Regions from separate parts of the Homo sapiens genome. Here region 2 is linked to region 1. Evidence: read pairs that join two places in POLR2A ChIA-PET (ENCODE). Cell type or tissue: GM12878. All regions are shown on one strand. Links, peaks and the distances in the headings refer to the core of each region. The heading gives the core; the rest is flanking DNA.

Region 1 (4,382 bases), core at 177-4,176:
ATCCCAGCACTTAGGGAGGCTGAGGCAGGAGGATAACTTGAGGCCGGAAGTTCAAGACCAGCCAGTGTGATAAAATGAAGCCCCTTCTCTACAAAAATAAAAAAAATTAGCCTGGCATAGTCTGGTTAAAAATTAGGTGTGCGCTTGTAGCCCCAGCTGCTGGGAAATCTGAGGTGGGAGGAATGCTTAAGCCCAGGAATTGGAGGCTGCAGTGAGCTATGATGGCACCACTGCACTCCAGCTTGGGCAACAGAGCGAGACCCCATCTCAAAAAAAAATAATAATAATTAAAAAGAGGAAACCCAGCCAGGTATGGTGGCCTGTAATCCCAGCACTTTGGGAGGCCGAAGTAGGCAGATCACATGAGGCCAGGAGTTCAAGACCAGCCTGGCCAACATGGTGAAACCCTGTCTGTACTAAAAATACAAACATTAGCTGGGTGTGGTAGCGCATGGCTGTAATCCCAGCTACTGGGGAGGCTGAGGCAGGAGAATCGCTTGAACCCAGGAGGCAGGGGTTGCAGGGAGCAGAGAACACGCCACTGCACTCCAGCCTGGGTGACAAAGTGAGACTCTGTCTCACAAAAAAAAAAAACAAAAAAGAAGAAAGCTAGAGTGTGGGTGGTATCACTGCAGGGATGGGGGGGCCCTACCTATGTAATGGGGGACCAGCATGGATTGGGGGGAGTCTGCATATGTTTGGAAGAGTCTGCATGCGTCTGGCGGGGGTCTCCACATTGTTCAGGGGAAAGGGGTCTGTGTGTATTTGCGGGACGGCCATGTGTTTAGGGAGATCTGTATGTGTCTGTGCATTTGGGGGATTGGCATGTGTTGGGGCATCTGGGTATGTCTGAGTGTTTTTGGGGTCTGTCTATGCAGAGGGAATAGGATGTGTTTTGGGGATGTGTGTGTTTGGAGAGCTGTGTGGGTTGGGGGGTTTGGCGTATCGTGAACTGCATGTATTTTGGGGACTTTCGCAGGAGGAATACTTGTGTATTTGGGGGATCTGTTGTTTCGGGCATCTGTGGATTTTCTGCGGCTCTGTTTGGGGGTCTCCGTGTGTGGGGAATATTTCTACCTCCCATTATGCCCATACAAGGATGGAGTGACCCCCAACCCCATCCGCCCCTGTCCCTCAGCACTCCACCAGGGACTTTTTGGGGCCCGCAATCTGAGCTGGGTTCCCCCAGGATGGAGAGGTGACCCCAAGGCCTTCTGAGAGGCATCAGGACCCATCGACCACAAATCCTCCCCGCATCTGTAAAGCACCTTACTGTGAAGCCCCTCCCCCCAGTTCAGCGAGGTGGCCCCTGCTGCCCCCTGACTTTCTGGAGGAGGAAACTGAGTTCCAGAGAAGCTCAGCAACAGGGGAGTCACTGCCCGAGCCCACCGTCTCCCCTGAGTCCCTGAGGGCAGGTGCGGGGCTCCAGGGACCGCTGTGAACTGAGCCAGGCCGCCAGGTCACCTACATGCCCCCCCACCTGGGTACCACCTCCCTAGGCCCCCGGGGAGGAGGCGGGCCCAGGGCTCTGGCTGGGGAGGGAGGGTCGCCTGCAGCTGGGGTCGGAGCCGCTGGAGCCCCCAGGAGAGGGGAGGAGGGGTCCTGGCTTTCCAAGGGGCTCTTCCTGTCGCCCATAATGAGGTACTTGGGGAGCAGGTGATGAAACCACAGCCTGGGTTGCGTGAGGCGGGGCGGCAGGCCTGATTCGCTGCAGGGGCCGGGAGCAGCGCCCCCTCCCCGCTTCACCGCCTCCCGCGGGCCCTCACCCCCACCCCCACCCAACCCACCTGCCTCTCACTTCTCCTTTCCCGGCCTGGGTTCCTCTGCCAAGCCGTGGCCTCCCTGCGGGCTCAGGGGTCTGGCGAAGTGACTCTGCAGCTCATCCCCCCAGTAAAGTCCCGCAGGGGTGCCAAGAAAGGGAACTTGACTTGTTCCTAATCTTTTCTCTTAAACCCCTCTGCAAAGCCTGTGAGGTTAGGATCCTGTGACCCATTTTATGGGGGAGGAAGCAGGTGACTGATGACAGTATTTCAAGGTGGTCTTGCAGGATGCTGTACTGACTCAGCGCCCCCAGTTCCAAGGCCCAGACCTTCTTCCTTTTGGTTTCCCAGAAGCCAGAAGAAAAGTTCAATAGAGGCCCCCGTGTGGTGGCTCACACCTGTAATCCCAGCACTTTGGGAGGCCAAAGCAGGCGGATCACTTGAGGTCAGGAGTTCGAGACCAGCCTGGCCAACATGCTGAAACCCCGCCTCTACCAAAAATATAAAAAATTAGCTGGGTGTGATGGTGTGCACCTGTAATCCCAGCTACTCGGGAGTCTGAGGCAGGACAATCGCTTAAACCTGGGAAGCAGTGGTTGCAGGGAGCCGAGATCACGCCACTGCACTCCAGCCTGGGCAACAGAGCGAGACTCCATCTCAAAAAAAAAAAAAAAAAAAGTTCAGTAGACCCCTGCTCCCTACCCTCTTCCCAGCTGGTGGGAGAAGGATTCTCACCCCCAATTAACAGGTAAGAGAACTGAGTCCTACCACGCAGAGAGGCCAGAGGGGAAGGGTCAGTGGAAGGGTGGGATTCCCTCCAGCACCCCATCTCCATTACTGGGGGGCTAAGGGGCCTCGCCAGGCTGGGGAGATGATAATCTATGGCTTGAAGGACTTCAGGGTAATGTTTGTTGATTGACTTAGTGACCACAGATACTGCCAGAAAGTTTCTGATGCTTCCGCACTCCTGAGCTCTTCTTTTGTCCTCCCAATTCCCCCTCACCCCCACATCGCTCAGGCCTGGGATCACCAGGCTCCTCTTCTATCCCAGGTCACCAGCACATCCTGCACCCTTTGGTCACCACTTCTGCCCAGGTGCCACCCCTGTCTCCATTCAAACTCTGTATTTCCCACTGGCCCAGCCTCTTCCTGTCACCTCACTCTAGCCTGAACAGACACTGCTCCCCACAGCAGCCATAAGCAGCAAGGAGCTTTTTTATTTTTAGAGACAGGGTCTTACTCTGTCACCCAGGCTGGAGTGCAGTGGCCCACTCATAGCTCACTGCAGCCTCCATCTCCTGGGCTCACGTGATCCTCCCGCCTCAGCCTCCCAAGTAGCTGGGACTACAGGCAGGCACCACCATGCCCCGCTAGATTTAATTTTTTTTTTTTTTTTTTTTTTTTAGGCCACGCACTGTGGCTCACGCCTGTAATCCCAGCACTTTGGGAGGCCGAGACTGGTGGATCACCTGAGGTCAGGAGGTCGAGACCAGTCTGGCCAACATGGTGAAACCCCATCTCTACTGAAAATACAGAAATTAGCTGGGTGTAGTGGTGTGTGCCTGTAATCCCAGCTACTCAGGAGGCTGAGGCAGGAGAATTGCTTGAACTGGGGAGGAGGAGGTTGCAGTGAGCTGAGATTGCGCCACTGCACTCCAGCCTGGGCGACAAGAGCAAAACTCTGTCTCAAAAAAAAGAAAAAAAAACTTTCGAGTCAGTCTCACAATGTTGCCCGGGCTGGAGTGCAGTGACAGGATCTCAGTTCACTGCAACCTCTGCCTCCCCCTGCTCAAGTGATCCTCCCACTTCAGACTCCTGAGTAGCTGGGACTAAGGGGTGCACCACCACGCCTGGCTAAATTTTTTTATTTTTGTTTATTTATTTTTCTGAGACAGCGTCTGGCTGTGTCACCCAGGCTGGAGTGGAGTGGTGTGATCTTGGCTCACTGCAACCTCCACCTCCTGGGCTCAAGTGATTCTCCCACCTCAGCCTCCTGAGTAGCTGGGACCACAGGCATGCCACCACACTTAGCTAATTTTTTTTTTTTTTTCCTACAGACAGGGCTTTGCCATGTTGCCCAGGCTGGTCTTGAACTCCTGGGCTCAAGTGATCCTCCCACCTCAGCCTCCCAAAGCACTGGGATTACAGGCGTGAGCCACCGTGCCTGGCCTGGCCCTAGTTTGTTTTTTTTTTTTTTTTTAGGGGCAGGGTCTCACTATGTTGCTCTGGCTGGAGCTTTTTAGAAATCTTCCTTTTGGGCCGGGGGCGCCCATGCTCACGCCTGTAATCCCAGCACTTTGGCCCCTGAGGTGGGCAGATCACCTGAGGCCAGGAGTTTAAGACCAGCCTGGCCAACATGGTGAAAACCCATCTCTAGTAAAAATGCAAAAATTAGCCGGGCACAGTGGCAGGCACCTGTAATCCCAGCTACTTAGGAGGCTGAGACAGGAGAATCGCTTGAACTCGGGAAGTGGAGGTTTCAATGAGCTGAGATCATGCCACTGCACTCCAGTCTGGGTAACAGAGCGAGACTCCACTTCAAAAAAAAAAAAAGAAATCTTCCTTTTGAAATAAATCACACGAAGAAAAATGCACAAACCACTAGAGTTGAGCTCAACACAT
Region 2 (4,382 bases), core at 273-4,272, 86 kb after region 1:
GTAAGTACAAAACACATTTATGGTGATAAAGATTAGAATACTGGTTACCTCTAGGGGGTATATCAGGGAGGGGGCAGGAAGGAGCCAGCTGGGGGCTTGAAAACTGTCTTGATCTGGTTCCAAGGATGCATATATACATAAAAATTCACTGAGCTATATATACACTTAGGATTTATGTGCTTTATTCTATGTAAGCTATATCTCAATTTAAAATGTTTAAACAGTGCAAACAAAACACCTCTGCCACACCCCCTCCCAGGCCAATGGATGCCAAACCTGGGAGTGGGGCAGGCAAGCCATTTGTAATTCCCAGGGGACTTGAATGGATGGCCTTTGGGAGTGGACGTGTTCAGCTTGCTCTTTCCCACTTTCCTCCAACCTGTGGAGAACACCTGTTTTGTTTTGTTTTTTTAAGATGGAGTCTCACTGTGCTGCCCAGGCTGGAGTGCAGTGGCATGATCTCGGCTCACTGCAACCTCCACCTCCCAGGTTCAAGTGATTCTTGTGCCTCAGCCTCCCCAGTAGCTGGGATTACAGACACACACCACCAGGTCTGGCCAATTTTTGTATTTTTTTTTTTTAGTAGAGATAGGGTTTCACCATGTTGGGCAGGCTGGTCTCAAACTCCTGACCTCAAGGTATCCACCCGCCTCAGCCTCCCAAAATGCTGGGATTACAGGCATGAGCCACTACACCTGGCCGAGAATACCTGTTGATGATCTTAGCAGTGATGAAAGCCTGGAGGAGGCACTGAAGCTCTACAGTTGGTCCACACGCACAGTGGCCATCCCTTCTGAGGACAGCATTCTGGGAAACCACTCGCTCTGCTCCCTGTCACTGTGGAGAAGAAAGTGGGGCTGATCCTCCCCTTGACTCCAGGGTGACCCAGGTGGCCATGGTCAGGTAATGAGACTTCACACTCCCCTAGGTTCAGGGTGCTGCCCCCAAAGACCAAGATCTGGGACTTTTGAGGGAACCATCGGGCCGGAGAAGTCCTCTTTCTTCAGGGGAGGGGAAGCCAGTAGGGTGTGAGACTGCAGGGCAGAGTTGACACAGAGTTAGAGGGCAGAGCAAGGCCAGGAGGTGAAGGAGGATACCTGCAGGCTAGGGGGATCTGGCAGCCAGTGGTGCCAAAAGCACACGGACTTTGCTGTCATGGAGCCCAGGAAGCACCCTTTCCAGTTCAGTCAGCATAGGATGGGTTTCTGTCACTTGCACCTGCCAGAGTCCTGACTCGTATGCTGTGCTGGGGTAGGTACCTCGTACTCCCCCAGCCCCACATAGTATTTACAACCACAGATGACAGTGTCCTGTGGCTCCGAGGCCCAGCCTTGCCACGTTCACTCTAGGTACCTTTCGCGAGTACCTAGGATGCCAGTGCTTTCTGAACTGGGATTCAGGTGTCCCCACAAGGGTGACTACCAGCGGCCAGGCAGAGGGGGGCCAGCCCCAAATAACATACGTGTATCTTTTCCCATGCTGCTTCTGTTCATGCAGTCTTTCCATTCATCAAACAAAAAACAAAGCTCGGCGGGGTATGGGAGGATGACATAGGAAATGACTTACTAAGCAGCATTATTCAGGAAACGTGAACCTGGAGCATGGGATCTTCGATAACTCATGATCACACCAGCCTCAGCATAGAACCTCCAGAGCAATGGGAACACTGGTTCCAAGCAAGTTGACAGTTGCTTGGGAGAGGGCAGGACAAGCTACTTCTTTTTTTTTTGAGACAGGGTCTCACTCTGTCACCCAGGCTGGAATGCAGTGGTAAAATCATAGCTCACTGCAGCCTCCATCTTTTGGGCTCAGGTGATCTTTCCACCTTAGCCTCTGAGTAGCTAGGACTATGGGTGTACACTATCATGCCCAGCTAATTTTAAAATTATTTTTAGTAGAGACGGGGTCTTGCTACGCTGCCCAGGCTGGTCTCAAACTCCTGGCCTCAAGCAGTCGACCTGCCTCTGCCTCCCAAAGTGTTGGGATTACAGGTGTGAACCACTGCGCCCAGCCACAAGGCTGCTTCTTGTTCTGAATCAGGCAATTTCAAACCCAAGCATCCTATAAGCCCCATGTACACAGGCTATCCTAATACATACACACTCACACATACACACACACTCACACTCGCTCACACATACACTCACACACACACACATACACGCACGCACACACACACTCTCTCACACACACTGTCACACACACACAGACTCATATGCACATGTGCCTGATTCCCTTGAGCCTGTCTCATAGCTTCCCGACCAGACATAAGACAGGCCCACCGTTTATGCTGTTACCTTGTGGGGACCACCATACAACTGCCAGCTCCACCCCTTGGGACTCAGGAAATGTTTGTACAAATGTTGGGTGGGGGTGGGGACAGTTTCTCTGTGGATGGAGTTTATTATAAGCAGCCGTGAAATGGATCCTGTAATCTCTCAGTAAACGGAAGCCAATTAACATCCTATCTGCCAGCCGATAAAGGCTGTTTTCTTTTCTAGTTAATAAGCATTAACTCTGCCTAAGGGATCCGGGCACATCTTACATAATGGCTGCTGCCCGTTAACCCCAACCCCGCAGGCTGCCTCACAAATGGGGAGTTTCTTCCTGCTGCATTTGCTCCTGTGTGCCTTTCAGACAATCTTTGGTTAAGGCAACCCTTGTTGCGGTCTCTATGGGTTAAACACCCTGAAAGATCCAGGAAATTCTATGATCAATTGCTGTCCTCTGTCCTTGCAGACAGTGCTGCCCACACCTGTCACCAAAGGCCGTTAGATGTTATCTAAAACAATCCAAGGTACTGAATGGTACTCACATTCCTCCACTAAGAGGGTCTACTTCAGTAACTGTCCTCGCCTCAAAAGCCCTATGTTTGGTTGGGCGTGGTGGCTCATGCCTGTAATCCCAGCACTTTGGGAGGCCAAGGTGGGCAGATCACTTGAGGCCACGAGTTCAAGACCAGCCTGGGCAACATGGTAAAACCCTGTCTCTACAAAAATACAAAAATTAGCTGGGCACAGTGGCTCACGCCTTTAATCCCAGCAGTTTGGGAGGCCAAGGCAGATGGATCATTTAAGGTCGGGAGTTCAAGACTATCCTGGCCAACATGGTTAAACCCCGTCTCTACTAAAAATACAAAAATTAGCCAGCATGGTGGTACATACCTGTAATCCCAGCTATTCGGGAGGCTGGGGCAGGAGAATTGCTTGAACCTAGGAGACGGAGGTTGCAGTGAGCCAAGATCATGCCACTGCACTCCAGCCTGGGTGATGGTGAAAGACTTCAACTCAAAAAAAAAAAAAAGCCCCATGTTCTTACCACACGGAACCTGGCACAGCAATCCGCATTTGATTGGCCTTCAACAACTATTTGCTGGACAAGTGAATTAATTCCCTGGACATGCCAAGTTTTGCTTTGGCCGCAGTCTCCGATCCTGGCAAACTTCTCTGCATCCTTCAAAGCTCCTAAATGTCCTGGCCTCACTGCCCCCAAAGTTAACTGCTCTGCCCTGCACTGAGCAGTCTGTGGTTCTCTGCTGCACTTGAGGGGCCACTCTCCACTTGCTTCCCTGCAACCAGGCTGGGGGTCCCTGGAAGGCAGGGGTCCCTGGAAGGCAAGGGTCCATGTCACACTCAGTGTCCATGCCCAGCAAGGAAGCAGAAACATAACAGCTGCAGACAGGTGCTTTTGCCTGTTGCTGTCCTGTCCTCCTGCTCTTCAGCCATCCCTCCCACAGCAGCAAGAATGCACCACTTCAATCATTCTCTTCCTCATAGCCACACAGCAGCATGCACAGGCTCCCTGCCACCACACACTGTGTTGTGGGATGATGGGGTCTAGCATGTGACACCTTGGATGTGTCACTAAACCTCCACATAGGCCACATACAGTGGGTCACACCTGTAATCCCAGCACTTTGGGAGGCCGAGGCAGGAGGATCACTTGAGGCCAGGAGTTCAAGGCTTCAGTGAGCTATGATCCCACCACTGCACTCCAGCCTGGGTGACAGAGTGAGGCCCTGTCTCTACAAAATAAATTAGCCAGGTATGGTGGCGCACACTTATAGTCTCAGCTACTCAGGAGGTTGAGGTGGGAAGATCACTTGAACCCAGGAGGTCGAGGCTGCATGTGCTGTGATTACACCACTGCACTCTAGCCTGGGCAACAGAACAAGACCCTGTCTCTAAAAAAAATTTTTTGGCTGAGTGAGGTGGCTCATGCCTGTAATCCCAGCATTTTGGGAGGCCGAGGCGGGCAGATCACTTGAGGTCAGGAGTTTGAGACCAGCCTGGCCAACATGGCGAAACCCTGTCTCCACGCCTGGCTAAATACAAAAATTAGCCAGGCGTGGTGGCAGGCGCCTGTAATCCTAGCTACTCAGG

What was found. Peaks named below come from ENCODE experiments on the same cell type or tissue, not always from the same donor. Only the 100,000 strongest peaks of a DNase experiment are listed, where the experiment ranks them.
Region 2: POLR2A ChIA-PET joins it to region 1 with 7 read pairs; 7 of 35 experiments call an interaction of 5 or more read pairs at or near these places.

Annotation. Positions count from the first base shown.
Region 1 is chr19:19,158,024-19,162,405 of GRCh38, reverse strand. All of the region lies in intron 5 of BORCS8-MEF2B (BORCS8-MEF2B readthrough), which reads left to right. The region is part of intron 1 of MEF2B (myocyte enhancer factor 2B); the gene reads left to right. Among named protein-coding and RNA genes, the nearest start is that of MEF2B, 10 kb to the left of the region's middle. RefSeq lists a silencer at 1,458-1,787 and an enhancer at 1,033-2,008. In GM12878, for the core only: no CTCF peak of the experiment used is centred there; a DNase peak (open chromatin) is centred at 1,834; H3K4me3 peaks cover 701 bases; H3K27ac peaks cover 3,021 bases.
Region 2 is chr19:19,072,500-19,076,881 of GRCh38, reverse strand. All of the region lies in intron 1 of SLC25A42 (solute carrier family 25 member 42), which reads right to left. Among named protein-coding and RNA genes, the nearest start is that of SLC25A42, 11 kb to the right of the region's middle. In GM12878, for the core only: no CTCF peak of the experiment used is centred there; no DNase peak of the experiment used is centred there.